Linked DNA regions of Mus musculus: regions 1, 2, 3 and 4 are each linked to region 5. A link is a loop called in an ENCODE intact Hi-C map of the cell type or tissue named here. Cell type or tissue: heart. All regions are shown on one strand. Links, peaks and the distances in the headings refer to the core of each region. The heading gives the core; the rest is flanking DNA. Region 1 overlaps Akap13 (A kinase (PRKA) anchor protein 13). Region 2 overlaps Akap13 (A kinase (PRKA) anchor protein 13). Region 3 overlaps Akap13 (A kinase (PRKA) anchor protein 13). Region 4 overlaps Akap13 (A kinase (PRKA) anchor protein 13). Region 5 has its middle 37 kb from the start of Gm46017.

Evidence for each region. Hi-C counts contacts between places; a loop is a spot of excess contacts. Peaks named below come from ENCODE experiments on the same cell type or tissue, not always from the same donor. Only the 100,000 strongest peaks of a DNase experiment are listed, where the experiment ranks them.
Region 1: a loop joins it to region 5, with 4 times the contacts of the local background. A loop is called at or near these places in 2 of 42 quality-filtered maps.
Region 2: a loop joins it to region 5, with 2.5 times the contacts of the local background. A loop is called at or near these places in 2 of 42 quality-filtered maps.
Region 3: it touches region 5 in a loop (7-fold over the local background); 14 of 42 quality-filtered maps call a loop at or near these places.
Region 4: a loop joins it to region 5, with 2.9 times the contacts of the local background. A loop is called at or near these places in 4 of 42 quality-filtered maps.

What each region holds. Positions count from the first base shown.
Region 1 is chr7:75,519,624-75,525,535 of GRCm38, reverse strand. All of the region lies in intron 1 of Akap13 (A kinase (PRKA) anchor protein 13), which reads right to left. Among named protein-coding and RNA genes, the nearest start is that of Akap13, 67 kb to the right of the region's middle. In heart, for the core only: CTCF peaks have their summits at 3,117 (motif pointing left) and 4,776; no DNase peak of the experiment used is centred there; H3K27ac peaks cover 334 bases.
Region 2 is chr7:75,736,470-75,742,381 of GRCm38, reverse strand. Akap13 (A kinase (PRKA) anchor protein 13) reads right to left here. Exons shown (of 37, transcript NM_029332.1): 29 at 5,692-5,774; 30 at 2,822-3,016. Among named protein-coding and RNA genes, the nearest start is that of AU020206, 43 kb to the left of the region's middle. In heart, for the core only: a CTCF peak has its summit at 3,103 (motif pointing left); a DNase peak (open chromatin) is centred at 3,101.
Region 3 is chr7:75,551,215-75,557,126 of GRCm38, reverse strand. All of the region lies in intron 2 of Akap13 (A kinase (PRKA) anchor protein 13), which reads right to left. Among named protein-coding and RNA genes, the nearest start is that of Akap13, 99 kb to the right of the region's middle. In heart, for the core only: CTCF peaks have their summits at 992 (motif pointing right) and 3,301 (motif pointing left); DNase peaks (open chromatin) are centred at 2,906 and 3,646; H3K27ac peaks cover 558 bases.
Region 4 is chr7:75,607,297-75,613,208 of GRCm38, reverse strand. Akap13 (A kinase (PRKA) anchor protein 13) reads right to left here. Exons shown (of 37, transcript NM_029332.1): 7 at 1,649-4,724. Among named protein-coding and RNA genes, the nearest start is that of Akap13, 150 kb to the right of the region's middle. In heart, for the core only: CTCF peaks have their summits at 2,659 and 3,557 (motif pointing right); DNase peaks (open chromatin) are centred at 1,008, 2,618, 3,588, 4,368 and 2 weaker places; H3K4me3 peaks cover 652 bases; H3K27ac peaks cover 5,000 bases.
Region 5 is chr7:75,397,004-75,402,915 of GRCm38, reverse strand. No RefSeq gene overlaps it. Among named protein-coding and RNA genes, the nearest start is that of Gm46017, 37 kb to the left of the region's middle. In heart, for the core only: a CTCF peak has its summit at 3,556; DNase peaks (open chromatin) are centred at 3,415 and 5,245; H3K27ac peaks cover 2,841 bases.

The sequences.
Region 1 (5,912 bases), core at 570-5,569, 120 kb before region 5:
GGAGCAAAAGGGAAGGCTGGGTGCTATCTCACCCTGTATTAGGCTTTCACATGACAGATGCAACAACCTCTGGGGACAGGAATACACAAGTTCACCACTTCAGTTATCTTTTGATATTTACAAAGCCTATGATTTCCTACAAATAATGTTTTTGTTGCTTTGCAAATATCCCAATGGAGAAGGAAACTCCCACAATGGAGAAGGCCATTCTACAAGTGAGAACAGCTGTATCCTGTCATCCAAAGGAAAGGAAACTGTTAAGTGACCTAGGCATCCAGAAAAGGGAGAGAAATCCCACAAATTCAGTTAAGTGCTGACATTTATCCCTATGGTAGTAAGAACACACTTTAAATTTAGAAAATTCATACTCAGCTGTGAAACATGTAAATTGATTTCTACAGGGGTTAAAATAGATATCCAGTTAAGAGACTGCCAAAGCCATGCCTTTATACTTCCTCCACTCTCCCCTCCCTTCTATCTCAAAAATAAGCAGCCTAATGGGCCAAGTTATCAGCCACCTGGACTGCCTAAACAGCCCTTACCAGGACACATCCCAAGTCCTATTTGTGGCTTATCTTGCTGGGCCTGGCATAACAGAGCCATGGGGGCCTACCAGCTTGGACACATAACAAAAGCACCATCAACTGAATTACACAAGTAGAATAGAAGGCTAAAGAAGTCACAAACAAGCTAAAAGCAAATAACATTAGCCTTTAAACTAAGAAAAACATCTCTTGTGGCTAAATATTCTACTCAAAGATGATTCCACAATATTTGGGGAACAATGACACTGAAAATCAGGAGAGATGTCAACTTACAAAATAATCTCAAAGTCAGAAGGACCTGTGTTTACTAATAAGACTTAACGTAAAATATCTGTGAGTGTCCTAATGAACTGAAAATGCTACTGAAATGAGAATTCCAATACTTTCAGCAATTTCCTATTTGGGTGTTTTGTTTATTTGGTTAGCTTTTTGAGATAGGGTCTCTGGCTGTCCTGAAACTCGCTCTGTAGAGCAGGGTAACCTCAAATTCACAGAGATCCACCTGCTTCTGCGTCTGAGTGCTGAGACTAAAGGTTTGTACCACTACCACCCAACTTAAATGAAAAGTAACTCTTCCAATGGGACTTAAAAAAAAAAAAAGAAAAATTAGTTATATGTATGTGAGTACACTGCCGCTGTCTTCAGACACACCAGAAGAGGGAATTGGGTCCCATTACAGATAGTTGTGAGCCACCATGTGGTTGCTGGGAATTGAACTTAGAAGTGGTCAGTGCTCTTCACTGCTGAGCCATTATTTCTCCAGCCTCTCTAATGGATTTTTTTTTAAACCACAAAACACTTCTGATCTGAAGAATCCCTGTTGTGCTTTATAACATACACCAAACCATGTTTTTTTGTTGTTGTTGTTGTTTTTAAAAGTTGTGCCTGTGTGTGAGCCTGCATGCACACCTCCAAGAGTTTTTACATCACATGTATGCAGAAGTCAGAGGGGCCTAGAAGAGGGCATTACATCCCATGGAACTAGAGTTATGGATGCAGTAGGGAGCCACCATTTGGGTGCGTGAAATGAGCCTGGGTCCTCTACAGAGCAAATAAGCACTCCTAACCATCAAGTGCCATGTTAGCATAGAATCTATGTGGAGCACCATCAATCCTGTTTGTAGAAAATTTCAGCCAGTCAGCCAGCCAGACAGACAGACAGACATTGCTCTGAAGTAACAGAAATGTTTTGGAACCTCTCATACCACATGGAGTAAGATATCCTTCACTCATCTCTAACATGTCAAGCAGTTCTAACCAAAACTGAATCTGCAATCTTGGGTGACATGGTAAAAGAAAAATATCATTAAGTATTATTAAACACCTTTAAAGAAACACTGTATATGTTAATATTATACAACACATATATGAAAACTCTCTTTCTAACACTTAAAGGTTGTCATGAAAAATACAGACATGACAGATGTGGTGAAATACACCTTTAATCTCAGCACTCAGGAAGCAGAGGCAGGGAGATTTCTGAATTGGAGACCAGCCTGGTCTACATAGCAAGTTCCATGCCAGCCAGGGAGACACAGCAAGATCCTGTTTCAAACAAAACACAGAGTCGGAGGCTGGAGAGATGGCTCAATGCAACCATTGCACACACTACCCTTGCAATCTGAGTTCCACTCACATCACCCAGGTCAGACAGCTCATAAATGACTAGAACCCAGCTCCAGATTCAATGTTTTTGGCTTCCTCAGGCACCCCCCCCCCCCCCCCCCGCAAACACATGTATACCCACACAGAGAAACACCCACACAGATTAAAAAACAAAAACAAAGACACAAAAAGAACTGGTTCTTTATAAAAACATTTAGCATTTTTTGCTGTGCAGAAATAAATGGCATGAAATTTAGAAATGTAAAATAACTTGTACTTTACCATAAATACAAACAGGCCATATCATTGTGCATGTAAATTTAATATTTAATATATGGAGACTATTTAATGTATGCTTTCTCCTCCCAAGTCCCCATACACTAACACAGCCCAACTACAAATAACTTTTTAAGACAAACTGCCTTGGTATCCAGCCCAGCAGGGATGGAACTAAAGCAAGGCAGGGGACCCACAGCCCAATCTCCACTCTCTTCATCCTTCTTCTTCCTTGGCTTATGCACTGAATGCTTGTGGAAGGCCCTAGATATTTTCAAACTCATTTCTGCACAGGACTAGAAAGCCTGTAATATTTAAACAAGTGAGAAAGAGGTGGTTAACTAGATCCAATATGCCAACCCATCTCACCTTTGTTGTTGTTGCAAGTTTCTTTCCTGGCACCTGAAAACTATTTCTAAAACTCAACCACGGGCTTTTGTTTTGTGCAGTTTTAAAACAGGATCCCACGATGTAACCTTAATTAGCCTGGAACTCAAGAGATACCCAGCTGCCTGCCAGGATTAAAGGCCACTACACTTTCAGATTGTGTTGTAACCACCGAGAGTTAGAGGTGGTTGTGAGCTGCCATATAGCTGTTGCTCCTGAGAATCTGGGTTCAAAAGCTACCACCCACATGAAGGCTAACAGCTGTTGTTAACTCTATTTTCATGGGCTCTGACACCCTCTTCTGGCCTCTGTGTCCACTGCATGCATATGGTGAACTGACATACACTCAAGCAAAACACCGGTATACACAAAATAAAATAAAATCTAAAACAAAACAAAACAAAATTAGGGGAAAATGTAACATTACACTACTAGCATATACACGAGCCACAAGAATTTGAACCCAGACCTGACTCTAAAGTCATGTTTATACTTTTTCCACATACAGAAACACGAGAGTACCTTAGGGATGTGGCCAAGAAGGAGGGAAGGTGGTTTTGTATACTGTACATTAATACAGAAAACAATGAAAAGAGTTGTTATTAGAAGATTTTCATTAAATAGAAGATGCTTGACAGAGGGTGTGAAATTTTACTAATTAAGTCACTGAAATGAAGAGACAACAAAGGTAGCATTTGTTGTTGGTCTTCATTTGTAAACTAATGTATACATGACACCTTCTGCTTTTCCAGAACAGCTAACAAGCAAACAGGCCAACCCACAAGCAAACAGAAATGCTGACAACTTGAGAAACTGCTGGAAAGCACTCTTAGACCTTTCCACATAAACATGGGCTTCGTTTTTTTTTTTTGTTTTGTTTTGTTTTTCTCCACATAAAACTGAGCCACCAGCTGAGAGTTTCTACTACACAAACTTAGTTGCTGTTAAATGAATAAAATTCTCTAAGAATGGTTTACTCCAAATTCTATAAAACCCAGAGGGGTCAGAATCAATATTCAAGCTTTCCAAGAATGAAAAGGGAGTCTGCTTATGGTTCAAAATTCTAGAGAAACAAATGTATGATGTTTCTGTTTGCTCCGCCATAAATTAACTAACTTTAAGTAGTGATAAGGAGCACGCCATCCTAGCACTGCATGGCACATACTCAAGAGCACACTAGCTTTTCAAAAAGCAATCACAAGTCCTGGAATCTGCTATTAAGCTGAGCAGACAATGGCCCAGTACAATGGACAAAGCAAAGCCATATACACTGACGCATGCCATTGTAAACCTGAGCAGCTAAGCCAGGCCAGAGCAAGAAACAAAAACAGAAGGCAGCCACCCACCCATGCAAGGAATGCCTCCCAGTCAGTCTCACAGAAGGCAAAAGAAATACCACAGACTTGGAGGAACTTAAAACTCAGCTATGGACTCTCCAAGACACTACTTCTCAGTTGACTATTTGTTAGCAGCCTTAACACAAACATCCACTCTGGCTGAGAACGAACTGGACATAACTAACCCTAGTGTAAGTTCTGTCTTTCTGAAGCACTTAGAACTAATTATGCAATAAATAAAATCTTGCCAAATTAACCTGCTCCTTTCCAACACATGAAACTGTCACAATTCCTAAGAAACATTCTACAGTAGGATAACCAGAGGTGATAACAAATAAGTTCAAAGGCTTGGAGCATATTCTCTAATATGTATTCCTAAGAGGGACAGGATGGTTTACAAACACTGAAGCAAAATAACAATTCGAATATTAAAATTAATAGAATGGATAAGTAGTGAATGAGACTTAGAAGAGAGCTTTTTTAAAAAGTCAATAAATGTGTAAGAAGACTGAGACTATTTTAAGTTCTGAACAAAACAGAAAAAGCAATCGTCTGAAAGCACTGAGGGAGTAAAAGCTGAGAGCTGAGAACGTTGCTGAGATTCACTTTTGTTCTTTTCACTTTGCAGGTCAAGGCTGCCCAGACCACATGGTGGAGCAGCAAGAGCTCATGCAGAAAGCTGCAGTCTTAGAAAGCTATGTGTGAATCCAAGTCCTCGCTACACTAAATCGGACTGGTACTGATGAGAGTCCAAGGCTTCTCGCACAAAGCAAAGGCACAGAAATTATACTAAAATGGATGCTCCCAAAAGAACAAGCACTAACATTCGGAAGATAAAAGAACACAATGGACCCTAAAAGAAATATCACCAAGGTGCAGCACACATTAAAGGGTACTAGGTATGTGGAATTTGTTTAAATATTTTACCAAATCCCTCACTAATAACTGAGTTAGATAAAATCCAAAATATATGTTCACTTATACTTGCATATGACTTCTAATTTTATCCACGTCGAGCTAGAGACACATCTGTACATTTTAAATCTCATCAAGACCGTATACCTAGGATGTAACAGGTACTCTTCCAACTTAGTAAGACATTTCATTAAAAACAAATTATTTGAATAAATCATTTCAGTAACGAAGCCATATGTTAACTTGGAGGGAGAAGGGGAGAAAAGATGCTTTAACAGGGAAGAAAAAAACACAAGTGCTATGAAAGATGTGGAGTGGGAGAATACTGGGGCTTAAAGATTTTATCAAGGATGGAGGGTGGATTCCAAAATGTAGGACGTATGAAAAGCATTACAGAAACCTGCTACTTTCTTAACTATGTTAAATATACAAGCACAGAGCCCAGTGTGGTAGCATATGTCTTGATAAGCAGAGGTATGAGGATCTCTATAATTTCAAGGCCAGCCTGGTCTACACAATGAGTTCCAGACCAGCAAAGGCTACATGGTGCAGGGGAAGAAGAAAGGAGAAAGGAGAAAGGAGAAAGGAGAAAGGAGAAAGGAGAAAGGAGAAAGGAGAAAGGAGAAAGGAGAAAGGAGAAAGGAGAAAGGAGAAAGGAGAAAGGAGAAAGGAAAAAGGAGAAAGGAGAAAGGAGAAAGGAGAAAGGAGGAGGAGGAGGGAGAGGAGGAAGAGGAAGAGAAAGAAGAGGAGGAAGAGGAGGAGGAGGAAAAAGAAGAGGCAGAGGACAAGGGCAACAACACACTGACAACAATTCACACAAATGTTTTACAAATGAATTTGAACAGAA
Region 2 (5,912 bases), core at 337-5,336, 340 kb before region 5:
AAGTAAAACTAGCTGGGTTTGCTCCTCTGAGAGCAGGCAGACTCCAGTGCAGAGCATCCTAAGCATCAGGATCTTCCAATGTAACCCTTAACTGTTAACCTCAGATTTTCCTTTGGGCAGGGCCTGTGGAGAAGACACTGACGCTAGAGGACAGCAGAATAGGAACAACAGGGGTGGATGAGAAAGGAGGCCCAGAGGAAATCAGAGGCACAAAGAAAAATCTTAACAAGCATCAAAATTTTAATATGGTATTAAAACAATAAAAATATAATAGAAAACAGATGTGAGAGATTTTTTTGTTTTGTTTTGTTTTTGTTTTTCAAGACAGGGTTTCTCTGTGTAGCCTTGGCTGTCCTGGAACTCACTCTGTAAACCAGGCTGGCCTTGAACTCACAAATCCACCTGCCTCTGCCTCCCAAGTGCTGGGATTAAAGGCGTGTGCCACCACTGCCCGGAGAGAAACTCTTTTTAAGCTTAGTATTTTTGGGAGACAGAGTCTTACTATGTAGACCAGACTGACATTGAACTCATAGAAATCCACCTGCCTTTGCCTCCTGAGTGCTGGAATTTAAGGAACACCCCCACAAGAAGCATATAGCATACTCTGTAAAAGCTTTGGACTGAAAAAAAAAACAAACAAAACAAAACAAAATTTGGGCATCTAGGCAAGAAACGGTTACCAGCCTCTGAGCATGATGGGAAAAAAGATGTGACATGAGAGTAACTAATATACTCAGGTATGAAAATACTAGCCAAAGATTTCATATCCAGAAGATCTTTTGAAATCAATAAAGGAGTCAGAAATACTATTTTGTTGGGCCTTTGAGGACACTGACCTAAACATGGGATTCTATAAGGATGTACTTAAAGAACAAATACTGTATGTCAGGCTAGGAGTAGAGTGGGTGTGCATGGTTACAGACCAGATGTGTAGACACAGTGTAACTACTTCAGAATATGGATATGGGAGACAGGCCGCCTTGGATGTAAGAACTGTATTGGTAAGAATACCAGTATCATTCTTACACTATTACACTAGAACCAGTGTTAATGCATGATTGGGACAGTATTTTTAATTAAAAGCATATTCATTCTCTCTCTCTCTCCCTCTCTCTCTCTGTGTGTATGTATATATGTGGTGGTCCATGAGTGTCAAGGAGGGTGTGGAAGCCCTTTTATTATGTGGCTTCTGGGAATCAACTCAGGTCATCACTTTGCAGCAAGTGCCTTCACCTAAACTAAGCCATCTTATCGACCCAATAGAGGTTATTCTAATTCTATAATAGAATATAGAATAGGGTATCCTTGAGAAAGAATACTCAATGTGGAAAACAGACAGACATTTGTAAGTGATAAGGTTTTAAAATAAAAAAGGCAACCTGTAATTTGTAATTTGATTAGCTCCATCCACTGAAAAGGACAACACAGTAATGTTTAAAACCTCACAGCAACTACTATATATACTATATCCCTGGTACCTAGATTTCGATCTTAAAATATTTTTCACTAAGAGACCAGAAATCTTGAAGGAATGAATTCCTTAACTCCTGGAAGCAAGCTCTGCACTGTGGCCAGTGGAGGACACTAGCTTTAAATGAGGTTGGGAACTGCTCAGAGATCTAGAACCCATGAATCCATAGTAAGTTTATTTTGGGGCTGGTGACTGATCACAAGGCCCCTCTTGCATGCAGAGCTCTATCTCTGAGCTACAACTGCAGCCTCATGACATGTGTACAACGTAGTGCAGGTACTAGCAGAGGACTGGCACACAAAGAAGACCCCCCCTCCCCCCGGCATTCAGCCTTCTATCCATCCCACGGTTCCTATTCCACAGAAACAGGGCTACCTAGGACCTGATATTTCCCTGGGAAAGAACCAGTACCACAGGAGCACACATTATGAGTAACGCAAGCAGCGGTGACTGCAAGATCTAGAGGACAGAAGGTACCATATGGAAACTCCAACTCATGGTTCAAAAAGCTCAGCTACTCCAAGGATAAAGTACAGGGCGAGCAAGGGGATGCAGGCTTGTAGGATGGCTCAGCAGGCACGCAAGGGTACTTTTATGCCAACTTGACACAAACTAAACTTATCTGAGAGAAGGGAACCTCAATTGAGAAAATGCCTCCGTAAGATGGGGCTGTGGGCCAGCCAGCAAGCCAGCAAGCAGCATCCCTCCGTGGCTTCTGAGTCAGCTCCTGCCTCCAGGCTCCTGCCCTCCCATGATGATGAACAGTGATGTGGAGGTGTGAGCCAAATAAACCCTCTCTTCCCCAACTTGCTTTTGGTCATGGTGTTTCCTCATAGCAATAATAACCCTAACTGAGATGGCAGGTCAAGGCATTCACCATGGGACCATGCCTGATGTTCACCATGGGGCCACGCCTGATGACCTAAGTTTGATCTCTGAGCCGTACATGGTAGAGAGAACGGACTCTCCAAGCTGTCCTCTAACCTTTATGTCCATGTCACAGTGTGGATTCCCCCCCACCCCACGTACAGTAAATACATTAACATAACTTAAAAATAAAACCAGAAAGAAGGGGAAAATACTTAAGTGATTATTAATGCACTTTAGGGAAGCTGCACCTGTTAGGAGGAAGTTAGATATGACGGGGACATGCAAAGGCTTTCAGGGTATCTGCCACATTTTATTTCTTAGCCTGCATAGTGCTTATAAGGGATATTTACTATAACTAAGGGATAGTTACTATACTGACACTGGGCAGTTTTTTATACTGGTGCTTTAGTTATTAATGGCAGGAACTGGCAGAGGACATTAGTGTACACACAGGAGGGGCCGATACTGTGTGTAAATTACCTTCATTTATTGCACTTTTCATCAGCGGTCCTCCTTTGAGAGCCTCCTCTGTGTTGGAGCGGAAGAGCACTCTCGGGCTGTGCGTTGGGGAGCAATCCTCTGGCAAGGGAGTGCTGCACTCAGTCATGTCCCGGAAAATCATCTCCTTCTCTTCCAGCAAGAGGAGGATCTGCTGGTCCTTCTGCTGAAGCTGTTCTGCAGGGCAAATGGAGAAACCACTTAAACTCTATGGAGCTGTGGACCACGAGATGACCGGGAGATGAGCACCACCTTGTGGCAGTTAAGGGAAGGGCCATGACAGGAGATGCCTCCCATCCTGAGCACAGGGTTGCTTCTGTACTTTGTGAAGCAGCAGCAGCACTTCTGATGTAACTGCTCTGCACGTTGTCTCTGCTCCCTTCTTGACTGTGGCTGTCTTTACCACAGTCTGGCACTGATGCCACGTTCCTGCAACCACCTTAATTACAGACCCTTATTTTAGGTCTTTTCCCACATGGATATTTATTTCCTCTTTCTGAAACACTCTACCTGTGCTGCCCTGAGGATATCAGTTTCTTCACCGGGCATTTTATGGGTCCTCCATCTGCAATGGAGTGGCACTGCTGACTGCCCTCTATATGCCCTACACACTTTCTTCCTGGGGCTCACACTCTCTGTCAACTGCCTCCCGTATGCTGATTATCCTCAGCAAGCACCCTTAAACCTACATTATTTTCTGAACGTCAGACCACTGTGTCACTATCACATGAGTATCTCAACCAAGAGGGTGCTATCAGGATAGCAGAAATGAGTCTTCCCGCTGACTGACCTCTAGTTTACGGTTTCTTCCTTAGCACTCTATCTTCCAGGATCCCCAGCTTGGTAAACCGGTATCTTTGTCTATCCTGTCCCATCACTCACATCCAGCTGCCTAGTTGGTATTTTTAATTTGTTCTTTGGCAATTTCATACATGTCTAAAGTGTATTCTTTTACCCGAATTTCTTTCCTACCTCTAGTATCTGATCCCAGGTAATTTTCCTACATTCATGACTTGCTGTTTTATTCTGAGTTTAACTAAGATCACCTTTGTGAGTCTGATGAGCTCCTCAATGGGCCTTAAGACCACAACTGCCCTTCCTCCCAATTCCATCAGCAGGGAAGGGTAGAGCCCCTATCCCTGATTTACTCTTGGGCCCCACTGAAGGCAGCCACAGCTGCTGTGGAGTACTGACTGTAACCACTGTGCCATGTCCAGAAACCAACATTCCTAGTGCTTCTCCCTGTCTTGAAGCTCTTACATTTCTTTTCTAGCTCTTCTTCCACCATGCTCCCAGAGCCTCAGAGGGAGAGGTATAAATGCTGTGCTCAGGGTTGAACACTCAATTGTCACTAACTTATTCTCTCCACATTGAACAGCCATGCATCTCTGCATTCACCAGTGTTCTTTGCCAACAGGCATCTCTGGTTGAGGCTGGCCGTAGCATTTTGATTAACAACCTTATTTCTTCGCCTGTCTGGTTACCTACTCATCTCTCACTAACTTATCCTAGAGATTTCCCGAGTGGTCCAGAAGCACCTCTACTTCCTCAAGCAATTCTCCTGAAAGGGTTCAATACTTGAAAACAGTTACATTAAGAGTGCAGCACTCTATTCCCTTTTCAGGTCTCAGCTCCTACCATTGACACGTAGACCCACCACTCCTGGCAGACAGATCAAGTTCTTTTCCATGTATCTGTCCTTTGGAGGCAAGATACTTTTTTTCCCAGATGTGATTTATGCAGCAGGTTCTGTGAGACTTACAGAGGCAGAAAGGGCAGATGCCACATATCATATGCGACCCACCAGACAGATCAATCTGTGTTCTGTCACTCATTTGTGTATCATCTAGCCAACTGCACAACAAATCTTAAGGAAGATTTTATCCTCGTCATCCAACAGGCTAGTAGACTTGATATAATGGGGGTCTGAAGTCAACCATCTTCCCTCCTCTCCCATCCATCAGTGTAACAGAATGGTGTCACTAACTCTGTTCACTTAACTCCTGTCTTATTTCTAACCAAAGAAGGTTTTTAAAAAATTCAACTAATATATAGTAAAGACAAGAAGACTACCAGGCTCTGCTGTTTGAATGAGAGGGAGTGCAGTACTAGCTGGCACTCTAGAGCTGAGGATGGAGGACCCAGAATTAAGGCCAGCCAGGATTACATAGCGAGACTTGTCTCACAACAAATAGAAAACAGGTAAGATTCTGGCTCAGTCATTAATAAGCATACACACACTTAGCCCTGGGATGTTTGGCCTTTGAGGGCTTCAACTGTGTCATCTACACAATGGGAGGCAGACAAGACTACATGAAACACTAGTGGGTAACTGAGAACTTCTCCAACAGTTCGTCCCTTGTCCCTGAGCCACCTCACAGTTCATCTGTGAGAATAACAGCCAAGAAGGCCAGGGAATGCAAGGAGTAGAATGACTAACTCCCAAATATCTTTCTCATTTTAACCTTAGCCATGGCTATGACATATGGCAAGTTCTCTATGACAAGGCATGAACGAAGTCACCTGTGTCCAAAACCACAAACACTTTCCTAGGGATGGGCTATGTGCTTGTGTGTGTGTGTGTGTGTGTGTGTGTGTGTGTGTGTGTGTGAGTGTGTGTGTGTTTTGCCTGTATGTATGTTGGTACCTCACATCCATGCCTGCTGTCCAGAGACACCAAAAGAGGCCATCATATCCCCCGGAGCTGGAGCTACAGACGGTAGTGAATAGCCAGCGAGTGCTTAGAGTTGCATCCAGATCCTCTGCGAGTCTAACCCGTGCTCTTACCCACTGAGGCATTTCTCCAGACCCACTAGACTATTCTTAGTGATGTTCCATTTCCAACATTTTACCTTTTAACTCCCGGGCTTTGGTATCCAACAATTTCTTTTCTTCTTCATTCTCACTGGGAATCCCTTCATCTTCATCTCTATTCCTGACATAACCAAAATAAAGCAGGATGAAACAAACAAACAAACAAACCAACAAACAAGATGCCGATGATGTCAGTTGTGGTCACTGCGTGTCCTCAGGAAGACACATGGAGGTGAGAGGAGAGTGGAAAGGCTCACGT
Region 3 (5,912 bases), core at 388-5,387, 150 kb before region 5:
TGGAAAGGCTACATCTCCTGCCCCATGCAAGTCTACACATCGCTGGAAAAGGTCACATATGTTCATCGTGCACGCTAATGATCACCATCCTTCAAGAGTGTGGGGATGAGTAAGAGCTTTCCCACCCCGCCTCTCACCTGCCTTGTCCTGCTTTACCTCTCCTGTAATGATATGACTCATGATTTTAACATATATACAGTATACTGATGTACAGAATTTTAGACAGCATATTTATCTGAGTTAAGGGCATACTTGTTTTATTCAATGCAGTATCAGTGCCTAAGCGTGATTGTAAGTGCTCAATAATGTTGGCTGGATAAATGAATGCCTAACTCTACTCTGCAAATCTCTCTCCCCAATTTATCTTAGGTTAGATAACTGGATGAAAAAAATCAAAAGATCTAAAATATAATGCTATGAGGATGAAAAGATTTCAGCTCACGTCCATAAAATGACAGTTAAAAAGAACCAAGACTCAGAAACACTCCTGATAAGAAGACATAATAGGATCTCCCCTGTCCTTAGTACCAACTCTCTTAAAGAGAAAGTGCTCAGACACATTCCAAGAGCCTTGGGTACAGCCCACTCCCAACTAGCAAGCAAAGCCCTCAGCTTTACTTAAAAGCACCTCAAACAACATAAACAGAAATCAACTGAGGAATTCACTGATTTTACTACCAACTAGGTCATTGCAAGTACAGGCTTGGACTGACTTCACTGGTAGAAAATATTATACAGTTTCTTTGATGTTTCTATTTTGCCAGATAATGACAATGGCCAATTAAACCCACTTAGCAGTCTTCCTCTTTTAACATGTTCTCGGATATTCTAGTTAAAAGTCTCCCTCTCCTCAATGTAAACAGAACTCAGCTCACACAGTACCACTACTAATAAAGTTGCTACTGTCTTCCAGCTTCGAATTCCGCGTCACCAATACTGAAGCAAATTCTTAGCCATTTGCAGGCTTCACTTCTTTGGGCTATTAGACAAAACCAGTAGATGGCGCCCAATAAATCCACTTCTCTCTCCCAAACAAGAATTTTGAGATTTAAGATGAAATGGAAATAAAATACAAACCATTTTGAATACATTTAATGTGTGTAAGTGTCCCCTACGAGAGCAGCATTCCTCAAGTTCTAATCTTCCAATTCTTTCTGTTGCTGTACACAGCTCACTTTAGTTTGTTTTTGCTAAATAAACACAGCTAAACTGGATGGAGAGTGTTGGATTTAGATCTCTGGGGCACCCCAAGCTACCCTGAGCAGTCTGCTATCCCGGCAGACCTCCATTCTCCTGGCAACCTCTCTGCCCACCTTTACCAGGACTGTGGATCCTGAACCATACAGGTTAGCTTACCTTCCCCAAGCCATCTTCCCTGCTTGGTGAGTCCACTGGGTACCCCCAGCTGCCCTGAGCAGTCTGTTATCCCCAGGAGGACCTCCATTCTCCCACCACCTCTCCATCCACCTTTATCAGATCTATCTTTCTTTTTTTAAAGCAGTGTCTCCTCTCTTAGAACCGTTTCATAACTACGTGGAACGGCTACAATAATTAGGTCAACATGTAAAGAGACAGTCTATTCTCCCTTCTTAAACAGGATCAGATATTTGCTTAAAGTGCAGAAAACAAAGGTTTTTGTTGTTGTTGTTGTTTATTAATTTTCGTTTAGGAAAGCTCACAGCTGGTAGGTAACATCCGTCTTCCTTGACTCTCCACTCCTCTCCTCTTCCCCTCCGTGAGAGCAAGCTACTTAAGCTGTGCTCTTCCTACTCTGCAGCTGATAGAAGGGGGCAGACCGGCTCGAGTATTGAACTCAGCCAGATCTCAGTTATCTACTTGGTTATGAATTATCTTTCCTTCTCCAAAGTCATCAATGAAGCAGTTCAGAGAACCTCTAAGTTAATCCTCCACGTTCTAGAAGGCACAGAAGACTCTCCAAAAATCTGATCAGGCACCCAATGAAGTCAGAATAGATATTTATTGCTAACTTTGTAGGGACTGACAGAGACCTGGTTTGGTTCTAATTCTGTCCCTTACTAGCTGCATGATCCACCAAATGACACAGGTGCTGTGACACTGTCTCCCCCTCTCTAATACAGAGTAGTCATTTCATGAAGCTATTAGGATTACAAAAGAAAATTAAGTAGGGAACACAGCATACTATATAAGTACTACCAGGCATGAAATAATCAGAGGTGTATATGATTACAACTACAATATACTTTTCTGCCAATCGCTTCTGTATGTGTATATGCACTAGTGTGCATGAACATTTGCACACACACAAATATATCACATCTGAAAAAAAAAAGGCAGTATTCTCAACTATACTATCCAGAAAAACTATGGTTTTCAACCTCAGTGTAGTATGTCTTCAAACATCTGTCTCTCTCTCCTAGTCAAGAAATAAAAACAGTTAATTTTGAGTAAGATACAAACAATGTTTAATCATGCCCATAGATGTGGCAAGAATAAGGAATGTCACCGAGATCTAGAAAACAGATTTAGTAAGGGAAAGATAAAATTGCAGACCTAGCTTCTTAGGGTTTGCTCCCTGGATTTCCTTAATACAAGGATGAACTAGACAACGTCAGCTAAACCTCAAAATAGAATTTTGGTACACCAGAGATGCCTCCCAATTTTATGCTCATTAAGAGTAGGTTATGTTCATTCCTGATCTTTAAACTAATGCAAGATAACAAAAATGGTAGGAAATGAACCCACATCCAGACTGGTGGGTCTCATGAACCAAAAAAGGAATGTACCATTGCCCAAGCAGTAAGATAAAACTCACATTTCCTTCTGTGGACAAAACAAAGAGAGACAGCTGAGAATTCCACCCCAGCTGCCAGATGCTCTGTATATCACATGGGGTCAGCAGTTAATCCAAACAGAGTTTTGTGAAGGGCTCCAAGGATATACAAGAGCCAACAGCTCTTTCTTGGTTTAAAAAGGAGTAAACAGAGCCAGGGAGATAGGTTAGTGAGTAAGGGTGTTTTCACCCAAGCCTGCAGACCTGGCTGGATCCCACTGGCCCACACATTAAGAAAGAGAATTAACTCCTGCAAGTTGGCCTCTTGACATCTATGGGCATACTGTGGCACTTGTGTGCTTCCATACACATAAAATAAATAAATAATGGATGAATGGATGAAAACATAAATAATTAATTTTTAAGAAAGTGAACAAGGAAGCTGGAGATGGCTAGAGGACCTGAGTTCAGCACCTATGCTGGCCATGGGTGGTTCACAGCTGCCACAGCTCCAGGTCTAAAGGATCTGATGCCCTCTTGTGGCTTTTTCAGGCTTCTGCACTCAGTTGACACAGTCACACACACACATAAATAAAGGTTTTAATTAAAAACAAATTGATGGTCTCACTTTCAAATGACAAAGCATGTCTCAAAGAAGCAATGGAAAACTTCCATCCTCAAGCAAACACACTGGTAACTTTAAATATAAATCCTACCCCAATTTCTTCCTCCATAAAATGAGAAAACAATTCCTAATTCACTGCTTTGTCAGAGCAGTAGAACAAGGTTACTAAGAAAGCACACACAGAGTTCCAAGTAAATAACAGATCCAGGACAGCAGCTTGGCGAGAACTCGAATGTATGCTCAGCCTCACTCTGTAGTTCCTTCTCACTAAAGGACCCACCCCAGGGGTCAAAACAACGGAACACTCTGTCACTTGCTCCAGATCACGAAGTTCTCCTGTGTAGTTTCATCTCTTAACTGATCTTCCCTTTGAGGACATAAATCTTCTTGGGATAATCAAACATTACTAACCATTCACATATGGGGGCAAAGCTCTTTTCCGAGGATCACTCGGAATTCCACTAGAGAACATTAAACAAAAACTCCCGTGCCCATTTTGTGCAAGGCTCTGAGATAAAGCACAAATAAGAATGGAAGCAATAAAAAAAAATTTTAAGTGCTGCCCTCAACCTTACAAAGTATCCAACAGAGTAAATGGGGAAAATGCATACACAAAAATGCATCTGAAGTGTTTACAGTGTTCTCTGCAGCATAGCTGAGACAAGAGAGGCGTGATAGATTCCACAAAAGGGTGAAGCATAAGGCAGAACACCAGAGACAAATGGCAGGAAATTAATCCTGAAGGCTAAATGGTTTGGTGGTAGGAGTGTGTGTATTTGGGGGCAGGAGGAGGTGATGGTGTTTCAAGGCAAGCAACAAACAGTACATTTGGAACTGACTTTTTACCTGGCATTCCACCAACTCAACATAGCACCACTCATAGTAGGGATCTTTAAACTTAAAATGCTAATGTCAAAATACTGCTTGCATTTATGCTGCATAATTTATATAGGCAGTCTACAGACAAATAAAAAAAAACCTATGGAATCAGGTCTATTTGCATCATGGTCCATATTGCTTCCATATCTACATCCACACAGGAACCTGTGCAAAATTCAAAATGACATTTAAAAAAATTACTGCAAAACAAAACGTGAACTGCTAGCTCCAGTAACAAAGCAGTCCTCTGAAAGTCACCATTACCAGTGATGTGAGGTAACTACACCAGAGACAAATTGCAGGAAATTAATCAATAGTATGCACCTTAACAGTGACTTCAAAATCTATTAACAGTCTACTCAGAAAGCTGGCCTTAAAGAGAAGTTAGGCACTTGTCCTTTTGAAATAACAATCTACATAACCATTTTTTGTTTATATGTGATGGGTTGCTTTATCAGCCATGTTGGAAGACATTAACCAACCCAAACTGCTCTGATTTAATTCATCAGGGGCTTTTTTTGTTTGTTTGCTTTGGTTTTTTTTTTGTTTGTTTGTTTGTTTGTTTGTTTGTTCGAGACAGGGTTTCTCTGTATAGCCCTGGCTTTCCTGGAACTCACTTTGTAGATCAGGCTGGCCTCAAACTCAGAAATCCACCTGCCTCTGCCTCCCAAGTGCTGGGATTAAAGGCGTGAGCCACCACCGCCCGGCTTCATCAGGGGCTTTTAAAACTAACCTTCTTGTCCAGTTGGTTCATGACTAGATTTTAGTAGGCACCAGGATTACAGGATTCTGGTTTGCTGGCCCCAAGCCCAACATTTACACGTCTGAAGTGGGGTGTTCTCGAAGCTATCCTTTCTGAGGGTCCCCATCAGTTCTGCAGCATCTCCTCCTGCTGTCTGTCTAGAACAAGCTACTGCTTGTAGTACTTTACCAGTCAGTCATGTATTTGAGCCTCTGTCTCCCAATCAAAGAATTCAGTCCAAAGCTCCCATTCATGTAACAAGTACTTCATAATACCCACTTAAGTGAATTAAGCATACAGAACATTATGTTTTAATTTCCAGTGCCCAGCAAGACTCCTCTTCAAATGCTAAATGGAAAATTTAACTCCCCTCATTGTTATCTGAAAGCTTAGGAAACACAAAGCTATTATAAAATGTATCCTTTAAATAGTCACCAAAAAGCATCTTTGTTAGTTCTAACAAAGCCAAGAAAATAAAATGTAAAGCTCAAACCACTGGAAACCGGTTAGAAAGTCCAACAGATGGAACAGAAATAGTATTTGCCTTTATAAAACCATACCATGGAGCAACAGTTGATTTCCTTATACCTTCTGAAACTATTCACAAAGTACTGTTATTTAAATATAATTCTCAGATCTGGCTGGCCAGTGCCCCAGACAGTGAAACACTGAAGCAAGGCCTACCAGAAATATACTGTTACAACAGATAATCCACTTAAGAGGTCAGAATGCTAACAAGGCTCAGGGTACAAAATGTAGCCTAACTGTAAAGTGAGTCAAGATTCTTTTAGTTCCGGTATGGAAACATGTTTCCCAGGAACAGGAGTGGGAGTGGGAAGGGGAATCACTAACAAATTGGTCCTCTTTCCTACTGAGAACATTTAAGTACAGGTAACCTAGTTCTATGGTTCTTC
Region 4 (5,912 bases), core at 566-5,565, 210 kb before region 5:
ACTTTTAAAACTTCCTTCTTCAAGCCTTAAAAACTTTGTACCATTTCTTAGTATCTTCACCACAGTTATATATACACTTAAGAACAGACGTCTAAGACTCTGCCAGTTTCCTTCTCTCTCTCCCCCTCCCTCCTTTTTTTTTTTTTTAACCTTTTCAGATCCAGTGCTACAGACACACACTTCATAGTTCCCAGTTACTAGGATCAAATTGTGATCACAGAACAAGAAGGAGAAATAATCCCATCCAGGCTGGCCAAGGACAGAGCACCCAAAGAAAGGAAAAACAGCCAGGCATCAGCTTACAGTCACTCCCATGCTTCTGAAATGCCAACCTGCCAAGGTCCCCAAAATAGACTTGTTGTTGTGCCTTTTTAAAAAAATTAGAGACCTCATTTCAGTGTTAAGATAGAAGCCAGCCTGAAACAGTACTCAGTCTAAAAACTGAAGTCACCAAGACCCCCACATCAGCTTCCTTAGTCATGTAACTGCTGCTCTGGAAGTTGGGGTTTAAAACAGTCCAAAAGCCCTTCATCTGGGCATAGTACTTACCGTGTTTGAACCCCCTTCTCCAGAAACAATTTCTTTATTTTTGTTCATCTCTCTTCATACCCCATACCCACAATTCTAACATGTACTATTCACTATTCTTAAAAGCACTGCCAACAGTTAAAAAAAAAAAAAAAAAAAACAAAACACCTATCACAAAAGCATCAGAGCCACAGTACAGGGTAGCATGTGGTGGCGGCATAAACGTCTGCATCAACTGACCTTCCGGACTTCAGAAGACAAGAGTGACAGCCATTCCGAATACAGTTTCGGCTTCAGTCTCAAAGGCCATAAGAAGTTCTATCCAGTGAGTTCATTCCACTGAGCAATGGTGGCTTCTCGACACTCTCTTTAGGACATAGTTACCCATCGATGGAACAGGCAGCTTGTGTTGAGCAATCTGCTTAGTGCAGCTGCTTCACCGAGATAAGCAGACACCAGGTCTGCCTGGTGACAGCAGCGCAGCGGACTGGGCTTGGGCGGAAATCCTGTATCCTATCCCCTGTGCTGTGCAGGACCCTGAATTCCCAGACTCTGCCCAAAAGCAAAGCAGCAAACCTGGAGGTCTGTTTCTCAGGCAGGAAAAGGAGGAAGAGTACACACCCCCAACTTAAGCAATGACCTAATATCACCGTTTTAGATGTTCATTTAATTCAGTACTTCTCAAAAACAGCTGCTCATGAAGCCGGCCCAACTTTAAATTCTCTTACAATACAGACAGCTATGACTTGGAAAAGTTTCCAATCTGTAAACAAAGCACATTCATTTCAGCGCTACATTCTGGGGTTCTAAAGAAAAGAACTAAGCTGTTTGATTATCTAACGCCGTCTGAGATCCATGTACTGTCTTCCGGATTTAGAAACTGCAATGGCTCCAGTGTGACAGAGAAGGTAGGCTTGAAAAAACAACAACAACAGGAAAGCTTTGCACCTGTAATACAGGAAGTAAAATCTGTCCAACCTAAGATGACACGTGTTTTCTGACAGCAGTGACTATTAACTTGGCAACTTACATGACTGAGCAAGTAGGACTACAAACCAACAATATCGACATTCTAGTACACAACAGAGACATGATTCTTAAGCTGTTAAGTCTTATAAACTGCCTTGCTTACCTGGTGCTGACTCAGGTAGAATAATTTTCTCTGGTTCTTCTGTCTCAGCACCACACTGCCCGGTGGTGTCTTCGTGCGTCTTCTCTATCTGCGGGGTCTCCCCAGGCAGGAAAGCGCATGCACTCTCTGTGTAAGCATTCTCTAGCTGCTTAGTCTCTGGACTGGAGAGTGACGGATTCTGGGTTTCTACTTTAGCCATCAGTGCGTTGGAGGCCCTGACTTGCCTGATGACGGCCTCCACTATCCTAGTGGCGGTCTCCTCTATGGAGTCTGCTCTGGTAGGCACATCTGCAGCTTGGGTTGAGACAGTAGTGGCATTACTTTCCTCTGCCGGGATGGAAGCCTGTGCCACTTGCTTCATGTCAGCTTGGGGGACATTGTTATTGATCACTGAGAGCCCTGTCTCTGTGGGGAGGTCCCTGGCAAGAGGCTGCATTGGTTTTTCGATTGGGGTCTCTTTGGAGTTACTCGTGGCACAGTTAAGGTCTGTTCCCTCCAGCGTCTCTCTCTTGCAATCAAGTGGTTCTATCTCTGGGGTTATGACTTCCTGTAAGTCAGTGACACCTTTGTCCAGGAAAGCTTCTGGCAAACTTGGAGTCATTTGCTTCTCTTGGTTTAACAACTCTGAAATTGGGATGTCTTTGATACAGTGTGATGCATCCTTTTTTCTGGGCTCAGCAGTAGCTGGTGAAGCATCAGCCACTGTAACATCCTCCATCGCACTTCTGCTTACCTCACAAGCATTGGTTTCCCCTTGGAACTGAGTATTCTCTACGACAACATCGAGAGCAGAAGGCTGATTACAATGGAGTGCCTCAGACGCACCTGGCAGCCCACTTGGCAACAGAGATGAGCCGCTCTGCTCTGTACTCGAGGCTTTCTGCTTTGAATCGGCAGACAGACTCGTTCTTGGTGGCACCAGGCTCTTTGCAGCCCCACCTTCAGTCAGCAGGGAGACCTGTGGGGCCACTTCCTTGATGTCTTTAGTTTCTGTTTTCAGACAGGCAGAGGGTGTGTGCTGCTGTGCTTTCTCCTCGGCACAGAGGGCTGACATAGGTTTTTCACAGAGTCCTGGTATCTCCTGCCCAGAGGGAGGTGTTCTCTGGTCTTCCCTTGACATTTCTGAAGAATGCACGTCTTCTTTAACTGAAGAACAGCTCATTGCTCTATCTTTGCCATCTTGCCCCAGAGCTGTGGAACTTTCTGGAACCACTACACTGACACCTTCTTCAGGCAGAGTAAAGTCAGAAACCAAAGCAGCTTTATCCACGTTATGCAGTAAAGAGTCACTCAGCACTTCAAGTGTTGCTGTTGGGCTGGAACCCTCCTGTTCTCCACCAATGCCTACAGGGCTGGTATTTCCCATGCTGGTCCGAAGCTCTACAGCAGAGGATGGAGGTGGGTCAGTGGCCCCGTCTCCTACCTTATCGGTATCACTCAAATCTCTTCCATCTGGGCCATCTCGACAAGCTGTAGTTCTATGGAGCTGAGGAGTTGCTGTTCCCTTTTCTTTCTGGGAGGGGACAAGAGAAAGTGCGTCATCTTTGGTTACTGATTCACTCTCTGGACTGCTTGCCAGAGAGAAACTGCTGGCTGGAGGTGATACCTGGTCTGGCGCTAGTTCTTTCTCAGTCTGGGAGACAACTGAAGGCAGACGTGGAACATCCTCAAGCACGTTCGTTAAAGGTGTATCTTGCTTCAAACCATTTCCTTGATTCTTTGCATCTGAAACACAGAGATGACAAACCCCCACAGATTTCTGGGTATTTTTCACAGTGTCAGAAGTGACTGTGTCAGCTTGTGGGTCTTCTGGGCAGAGGGTGGTGCAAAGTTCTTGCGTGCTTGGCTGCACCATTGTGCTTTCAGGCAGGCTAGCTTTACCACTGCCACATTCTTCCAACCTGCCACTAGAAGTCACTGTGCTCGGCTGATGTGTAGCCTCAGCAGAAGGCGTGCCAGCCTCAGCTGTAGAACAGAGCAGCGCCTGGCCACTTAGGCTTTGAGCAGGCCGTGCATGAGACTCTGAGTTCTGTTCTGGCATCCCATCTGAACTTGGGCCTGGCATGGTTAAATCCAAAGGTGATGCTGTCTTACAAAAGCCTGCTATGGAAGTATCAGGTTCTTGTCCACCTAAAACCTTGTTTTCTATAGCAGCAGCAGGAAGCACCGGGGAGCTCTGGTCACTTGTGGTTCCCCCCTCACAGCCTCTCTCTTGAGTTTCCATTCCTGGTTTTTCAGTGGGGATTTCTTCAGAACTCAATGCAGGTGAAGCCTCAGCAGGAGTGTTAACACCTACGGCACTGGTGGCAAAGACATGGTTTGTAATATCGGCTTTCTCCATGGGTTCACTTAAAACTTGAACAGCAGTTGTTTCAGTTGTGCTACTGTCTGAATTCTCAAGTCTTTCCTTTGTGCCTTCCCCTACTTGAGGCTTATTGTTCTGGGTGGTAGCATCTGGGGTAAGCAGGCTATGTTCCAGTTCCCCTGCCTTTTCTGGGGCACCAACATCTGTTGAAGAGCTGTCTGGTAGCTCCCTTCCAGAAGAGTGCTGGCATGCATCTGGTTCTGTGACCATGGCATCCTGCAGCACACTGCTCCTGCTGCTCAGTGGCTGCTGACATGTGGCTACTCCAGAATAGTTTGTTCCAGTTACTTCGTTTCTGTTTCCACAGGATGGAAGACCTTCTCTGCCCTTCACTCCACAGTCGGGTACGCTCTGAAGGCAGCTGTCTTGATGAGATGCAGACCCGGAGTCCATGGCAGATGCTGGCTCCGCCTCTTCCCCCTTTCTCCCCACATCTTTATTTTTCTTATGAGAACAGATGACATTTTCTTCCTCAACCATGCTTGACAAATCACAGGAACTTTCAGCCATCCTCCCAGGACTCCTTTGGCAGCACAGAGTGCTCTTAGTTTCTTCAAAAGGAGGATGCTGGTGGTCAGAAGGCTCTGGTACACAGGGAAGGAATAGGCCATCTGTCTCTGGTACACTGGGCACACAAGACGAATCTTGTGCTGTCACCATTAATGGCATGAGATTGTCCATCTGCTTCAAGTTTGTTTTCTAGGAGGAAACCAAAGATACCTTTTAAAAATTGATCATGAAAAGAAAAGTGTGTGTGGGGGGGTGTGCTGACTAAGAGAAAAAGATGTCACTGATACCTGTAAGCCAAGTCTTGTTGGACAAGCACTGTCTTTCCGGGCCTTCTATCCATCTGCCTCAAATACCGATGTAAAGACACAGTATAATCAGTTTTAGAACCCCTTTCAAGCAAAATATTCAGCCACGTAACTACATTCCCAAAATATGTTCAATCCAACATATCTACGCTTTTAGAATTAGGAATTCTATGTATCAGTTAGATAAAAAGTGGGTTTTGTGCTGTCCATACAGCATATTAAAGAAAAGAGAGTGTATACTATTAGCCAAACCAAACTCTTAACTACTGTCAAGGGTGTTATGGCTTGAGGGCACTAAAAATATGATCAAAAATGGTTTTTAGCACCTTAAAATTAATTTAGTTTTGCTTGCATCTTTTCTGAGACAAGGTCTCACTATGTAGAGAAATTTGCTATATAGACTGGCTAGCTTCAAAACGCCTCAACCCTTCCGTTTCTCCATCCTAACTACTGAGATTGTACCCACATTACTATGCATAGTGGAAAGGTTCTTAAAAATTAATTATATGAACAAATACAGCAAATAAGAAAGAAATGGCTAAAACAATCACAGTTCATCAATGTTATAAAAATAACACAACACTGTTATAGGAACTATGAAGACAGCCTAACTATCTAATCTAGTCTTCTGCCCCTGGAATGTGTGTGTGTGTGTGTGTGTGTGTGAGAGAGAGAGAGAGAGAAAGAGAGAGAGAGAGAGAGAGAGAGAGAGAGAGAGAGAGAGAGAGAGAGAGAAAGAGAGAGAGAGAGAGAGAGAGAATGAAAAAACTAAATAAAATTTACAGTTGATCAGAAGTTATTAATTAAGGGGGGGGGAAAAAAAGACCGAGGCGATAGCTCTGCTGAAGAATGCATACTTCTCTTGCAGAGGGCCTGAGATTTCTATTTTCAGCACCCTACATCAGGCACCTTACAAACACTTCTAATTCTAGCTGCAGGGAATTTGATACCTTCCTGTTTGCATTTATCTGCACATACTCCCCCACAACACACATGCATGGGGGTGGGATGTTTGCACACATGTGTGTGCACACACACAAAATTAAAATAAGTCTTAAAAATAAATAATATA
Region 5 (5,912 bases), core at 498-5,497:
GCCCAGAGGTTAGCTGGGAACTTCCACATTAACCACTAATTAAGAAAATGCACCATAGACATGCCTATAGGCCAATCTTATAGGGGCATTTTGTTAATTAAGATCCCCTCTTTCTAGATATGTCTAGGTTTGTGACGGGTTGACAAAATCCAACCAGTACATTTGGGATCAAGAGAGCTATGGCCTAGCCTTCCCCAGCCAGTAACTAGAGGGCAAGACACAGGAATCATTGGAAAGTAGTGCAAGGCTGGTGGATTTTAAGAGGCAGCTTAAGCCTCTGTTGTGATTAGTAGAACACGGTCATAGGTCACAGATAAGACCAAAGGGCTGAGTCGGTTGAGGAAGGCTTTGTTGGGAACTCTGCTGAAACATCGCTCCAATTGTTGAAGAGGGTCAGGGTGAACTTATTAAGCTAAGATCAGAGTCTAATTAAGGTAAGATCAGAGGAATGGCTAATATGCAAGGACTATGAGATCTAATTCAATTCTGTTTCAACTTTCCCCTTTAAGTCTTGCTCTCTGGGAGCTAGTAGCTTACTATATTCATCACCCCTTACCCCAGGTGGTTAATTGGACTTACTTTTTGGTCCTAGTGCCCCCAACTGGGCCTTTGCTCTTGACCTCCTCTGCCTGAGGGTTCTGTAAGGCTTCAGTGCCATGTCCTCAAGGAATCCAAGCCTGGTTCTCCTCTCTCCCCACCACATGCTTCTCTCAAGGAGACCCAGGCATAGCTCGCTAGCTGTATTATACCTCAGACAACTTTGGGTTTGTGCCCCTCGCTGTATTCGACACACTTGGTATGGCCCTGCATCTCCTTTAGGCAAGAGTGCCTACCTAGCCTTATGCCATTCACCCAGGAAATCAATGGTATGCAGTTAAAGAAACATCTCTAAAATAGAAGGACACACCCTCTCGGCAAAGGCTGCAGCTGATTGTCTGAATCCCATGACTTAAACCAACATGCCCTCTCTTGGTTTTGTTTTTGTCTTTTGAAGACTCTCTTAATTCTGATTCCTACTTTGGGGAACTAAAACAAACAAGCAAACAAAAAAGATACCTTGAGAGGTGAACCTGAGACTATTTATAAAAAGAATTAACAACATGTCTATAGCTGTTGAGAATGAGAACCTGGGTGACAGCTTTGACATCTCTCAGCAAGTAGACTTTCTTTGGTCTGTCTGGTGTTGCCTCTGTTCACGTACCAGTCCTTAGATTACAGCCAAAGATGGTGGAAGATGCTGGATTCTGAAGTAGCAGGTAGTTTCTCTGGGTCTTCTTCAAGGTCTAGACTGAAATCCAGGTTTGTGCTAGGCTGTGATAGGTGTCTTAGTTTGGGCTATTATTGTTATGACCATGACCAAAGGTAGGTTGGAGAAGAAAGGGTTTATTTGGCTTAGGCTTCCACATTCATAGTCCATCACTGAAGGGAGCAGGGCAGGAACTCAAATAAGGAAGGAACTCAAATAAGTCAGGAACTCAAATAAGGCAGGAACTTGGAGGCAGGAGCTTGTGCAAAGGCCGTGGAGGGGTGCTGCTTACTGGCTTGCTTCTCATGGCTTGCTCAGCCTGCTTTCTTATAGAACCCAGGATCACTAGCCCAGGGTGGATCACCCGTGATGATGCTGGGTCATTCCCTATCAAATCTCTTAGTAAGAAAGTGCTCTAGAGACTTGCCTGCAGCCCAATCTTACAGGAACATTTTTCTCAATTGAGGCTCCCTCCTCTCTGTTGACTCTGTCTTGTATCAAGGTGACATAAAACTAGCTGGCCCAGGATGCAAGATTTGGACTTCTCTAAGGCATGGAGAAAACAGTGTGATCAAAAGGGTAGCAGAAATCCCATTCTACACAGACCACCTTTAGATTTCATCTTGAGCTCAGCCCAGTTGGAGTCACACAGTATTTAAGGAATAGAGTGAAGCAGTCATAGAGAGAGAGAAATTGGAAGGAGCTCTTTTTCCGCGGTGTCTGTGACTGTTTGAGATAGAAACAGACTTTATAGCTAGGGAAGGAAAGTGGACCGGAGGAGATGGGAGCTTTTATTGGTTAAACCTCCTCTCTATTTGGTCTTCCCTTGGCTTGAGAGCACAAGGAACATGAAGTAGAGTTAGTTAGATGCAGGACTCTGGCTCTGGCTCATGAAAAAGGATGTGAGTATGAAGTTCCTGCCGCATTGTTTAGAGACGCCAAAAGTGGGAAACAGCCTGATTTCCACCAATAGAAGGCAGCCTAATTAAATTGCTTTATTTTATACAATGGGACACTGTGCAGCTGTGAGATGCAAAGAATGAGGAAGCCATTTATGTGCTGGTGAAAAAAAAATACTTTGAAATATTTTATCATGGGAATAGAGTAAAATCTGGAACATGTATGGTATGGAGGGAAAAAAAGAATATGTATTATGTTAACTCCATGCATGAAGGGATGCTAAGAGGAGCCTGAGGAAGTAGTGCCTGTCTGAAGCCCTGGGCTCAGTAAGTGTATAAATGGGGCCCTGCCATGCAGGCTTAAAATCCTAGCACTTAGGTAGGTGGAGGCAGGAAGGTCAGATGTTAAAGATCATCCTCAGCCACATAGCAGGTACGAGGCCAGTTTGAGGTTACATTAGAGCCTGTCTGAGAGAAAATAGCACACTAAAAATAATACAGTGAGGTAGAAACGATGGTGGTTACCACAGTATGTGGAGACAGAACATGGAGAAAGATGGAGGTTTGGGGGATGAGTGGGGCAGAAGTCTTGTTATTGGTTATAATTCCACACTCATTTTTATTTTTTTCTAATTTTCTGTTTTACCTGCATGTATGTCTGTTCTCCATGTGTATATAGTACTGAAAGAATCCAGAAGGAGCCATCAGATCCTCTTGGAACTAGAGTTACTAATATCTGTGAGTCACCTTGTGGGTCCCCTGTATGAAACCAGGTCCTCTACAGGAGTTACAAACGCTCTTAATGGTGGAGTCATCTCCCCAGCTTCTCCTCTGTCTATATTCTTTTGAGTTTTGAATAATGTGATTGTGTGACTGCATGATCTGTTTATAATTCACATCAAAGAATCATCCTGACTCTGCTACTGTTATCAGCTTTCCTTGGTCAAGCTTTTAAACAGTTGTTAGTCCAAGTTTTGAAATCAGGGAAGATGGGCCCTAAGCTGTGAGTGTGGGAGGGTGGGGTGGGGTGTGGGGTGGCTCACTAACATTGCCAGGCCATTTCCCTTCCTTAGACAAGTGCCTAGGTCCCCACCCTGGGCAGGACTGTGATTTACTGGCTCACATTTCTCCAGACATATTTCAGGAGTCAGTTCTGCTCCCGACACTTGAGTCCTCCCCCCACAGCTCAGAATGTTCCCTGAGCTTGAAAGTTCAATGGCCTTTGAACTCCTTTTGTAGGTGGGGCAGCTTCTAGAAACCTCTGTTTTATTTCCCTGTTGGTTGATTTCTCCCAGAAGAGTGTGGGGATGTTAGGACAGAACAGAGTGTTCAGGGTTGAACAAAGCCCTCCCCCAGACATGTACAGGCCTTCTAGGTCCTGGGTGAGGGAACCAAGGGCAGCCTCTAGTGGCTGTTTCTAGATATGCGTCAGAACTCTGGGAGCCTTAGGAACTGGAACTTGCTCCTTTTGAGAAGGCCAGAGAGAGCTGTTGAGTCACAAATGGGATGGCAAGACCGGGTGACATTATTCTGTGAAGCCTTTACCAGAGCCATGTGTGGTGCTGGCCTGTAAGTCCCGCATTTGGGAAGCAGATGCAGGGGGATTTCGAGTTCAAGGTTTGAGATACAGCTACATAGCAAGACTCCGCCTCAGAAATAAACAAAATGTTTCACCATGAGCCATGGCTAGGTCAGTAAGTACTCAAGTCAAGCTGAGCCTGTGTTCTGGACTGTGAGTCCAGAATCAAGACCTGACCCGGAATCTTATCTTTCTATCTGCTTGTCTTCCTCCTTCTTTCCTTCCTTCCTTCCTTCCTTCCTTCCTTCCTTCCTTTCTCCCTCCCTCCCTCCCTCCCCTCCTCCTCCTTCTTCTTTCTCTCTCTCCCTCCCTCCCTTCCTCCTTCTTCTTCTTTCTTTCTTTCTTTCTTTCTTTCTTTCTTTCTTTCTTTCTTTCTTTCTTTCTTTTTCCTTTCCTTTCCTTTCCTTTCCTTTCCTTTCCTTTCTCCCTTCCTTCTTAGCTGCAATCCTAAAGCCCAAAGCTTCTATTCTACACTGGCTGCTGTGTGGGTGGCTACATTCCTTGCAGTTTGTAACTCTGCATAAACCAGGGCACTGATGTTTGTTGGATGAATCAAACCAAGCCAATTTGGATGCGCTGAAAGTGAACCTGAAGTTGGAACTGCGTCATCTACCTTAACTTGTTTCCTAAGTTATTTTAAAAATAATCTCTCTCTCTCTCTCTCTCTCTCTCTCTCTCTCTCTCTCTCTCTCTCTCTCTCTCTCTCTCTGTGTGTGTGTGTGTGTGTATTAGGCAGGCTTGGTAGTACATGCCTCTAATCACAGCACTCAGGAAGCAGAGGTAGGCAGCTCTTTATGAGTTTGAGGCCAGCCTAGTATAGCTAGTTTTAGGGCAGCCCAGACTACATTGTGAGACATATACTTTTTGTTTTCTTATAAAAATTGATATTGGGGATATTGATAGTTGATATTTGAATTGCTGTATTGGGGATATTGATTAGATCAGTTTTTCTCATTTAATGGGAGATAACATTTTTGTTTTCTATTTTAAAAAATAAGCTAAGGTGATGGTTCCTTTTAGAGGCTGAGGCTGGGGGATTGCTGTAAGTTCAAGGTCATCCTGGGCTATAGAGACAGACCTCATCTCTTATGTTGCTGTTCAGCTGCTGGGTACAGTGAACCCCTTTGGAACATTTAAAAGTGTCTTTTTACATGACATTTACACCCCCCTTTTCTACACATTCCTTTACATTTCTACAGTGCAGGCTACCATCCACAGCCTACATCTCTTAGAGAAACTGTATATCATGTTACATGATTAACTTTGCTTCTGTCTTCAGCTGCCCACTTTGAAGTTTTATCTTGACTCATAAACCCTATCAGTGAGCTTTGCCTCTGAATCACTCGAAGATCTTGGTAAAATGAAGAGATTTGAGTCAAGGGGTGGGGCTGAGACGCTACAATTCTAAGGAGATGCCAGCTAGTGACAGCTGTGCTGTTCTAGATTCTGCACGTCGAGGATGAGGTCATTTAAAACCAAGGACAAAAAGGTTCTGAGAACAGGGACTGCCAGCAGTGAAAACCAGTCTGGCTGCTGTGGGCGGGTCCTGCTGAAGGTGGGGCCGCTGCTGAGGGCAGGGGCAGGAGTTTTGCTGGTTGATGTTGGCCAGCTCTTTCCAATGCACTTTTCCGTTTCTTGTAAATGTCTTTTGTCTTTCCTGGGTTGGAGACAAACCGAGAAAGCCAGCCAAAAGCCTAGCGGAGACAGGATTTGTGGGTAGCAGATGCTTCTTCAGGTGTCCTGAGCTGAAGGAAACAAGGGTACAGTAGCCAGATGTGACCTCCGAAGTCTGTGTGTGGGCACCGGGAAACAGCCAAGCCAGACTTTGGTTATCTCTAGGTCTTGGCTTTCTTTTCCCAACGTGACAAGAGAGGTGGCGCACATGTGCATCTGCAGGAAGTATAAACCCCTAACTCCTTTACCTGTGTTTATTAACTCAAACAGGACTTCTTTATCGAAGCACCATTGACATTGGGGGCTGCATAGTATTTCCTGTAGAGAAGGCTGGGTATCCTACGCTTTACGGAATGCTTAGCATCGTCCATGGACTCTATCTACAAAATGTTGGTAACACCTCTAAGTTGTGACTACCAAAAATACAAACATGGCGCAGATGTCAGCGTGCGTGCGTGCGTGCGTGTGTGTGTATGTGTGTGTGGTGTGTGGTGTGTGGTGTGTGGTGTGTGGT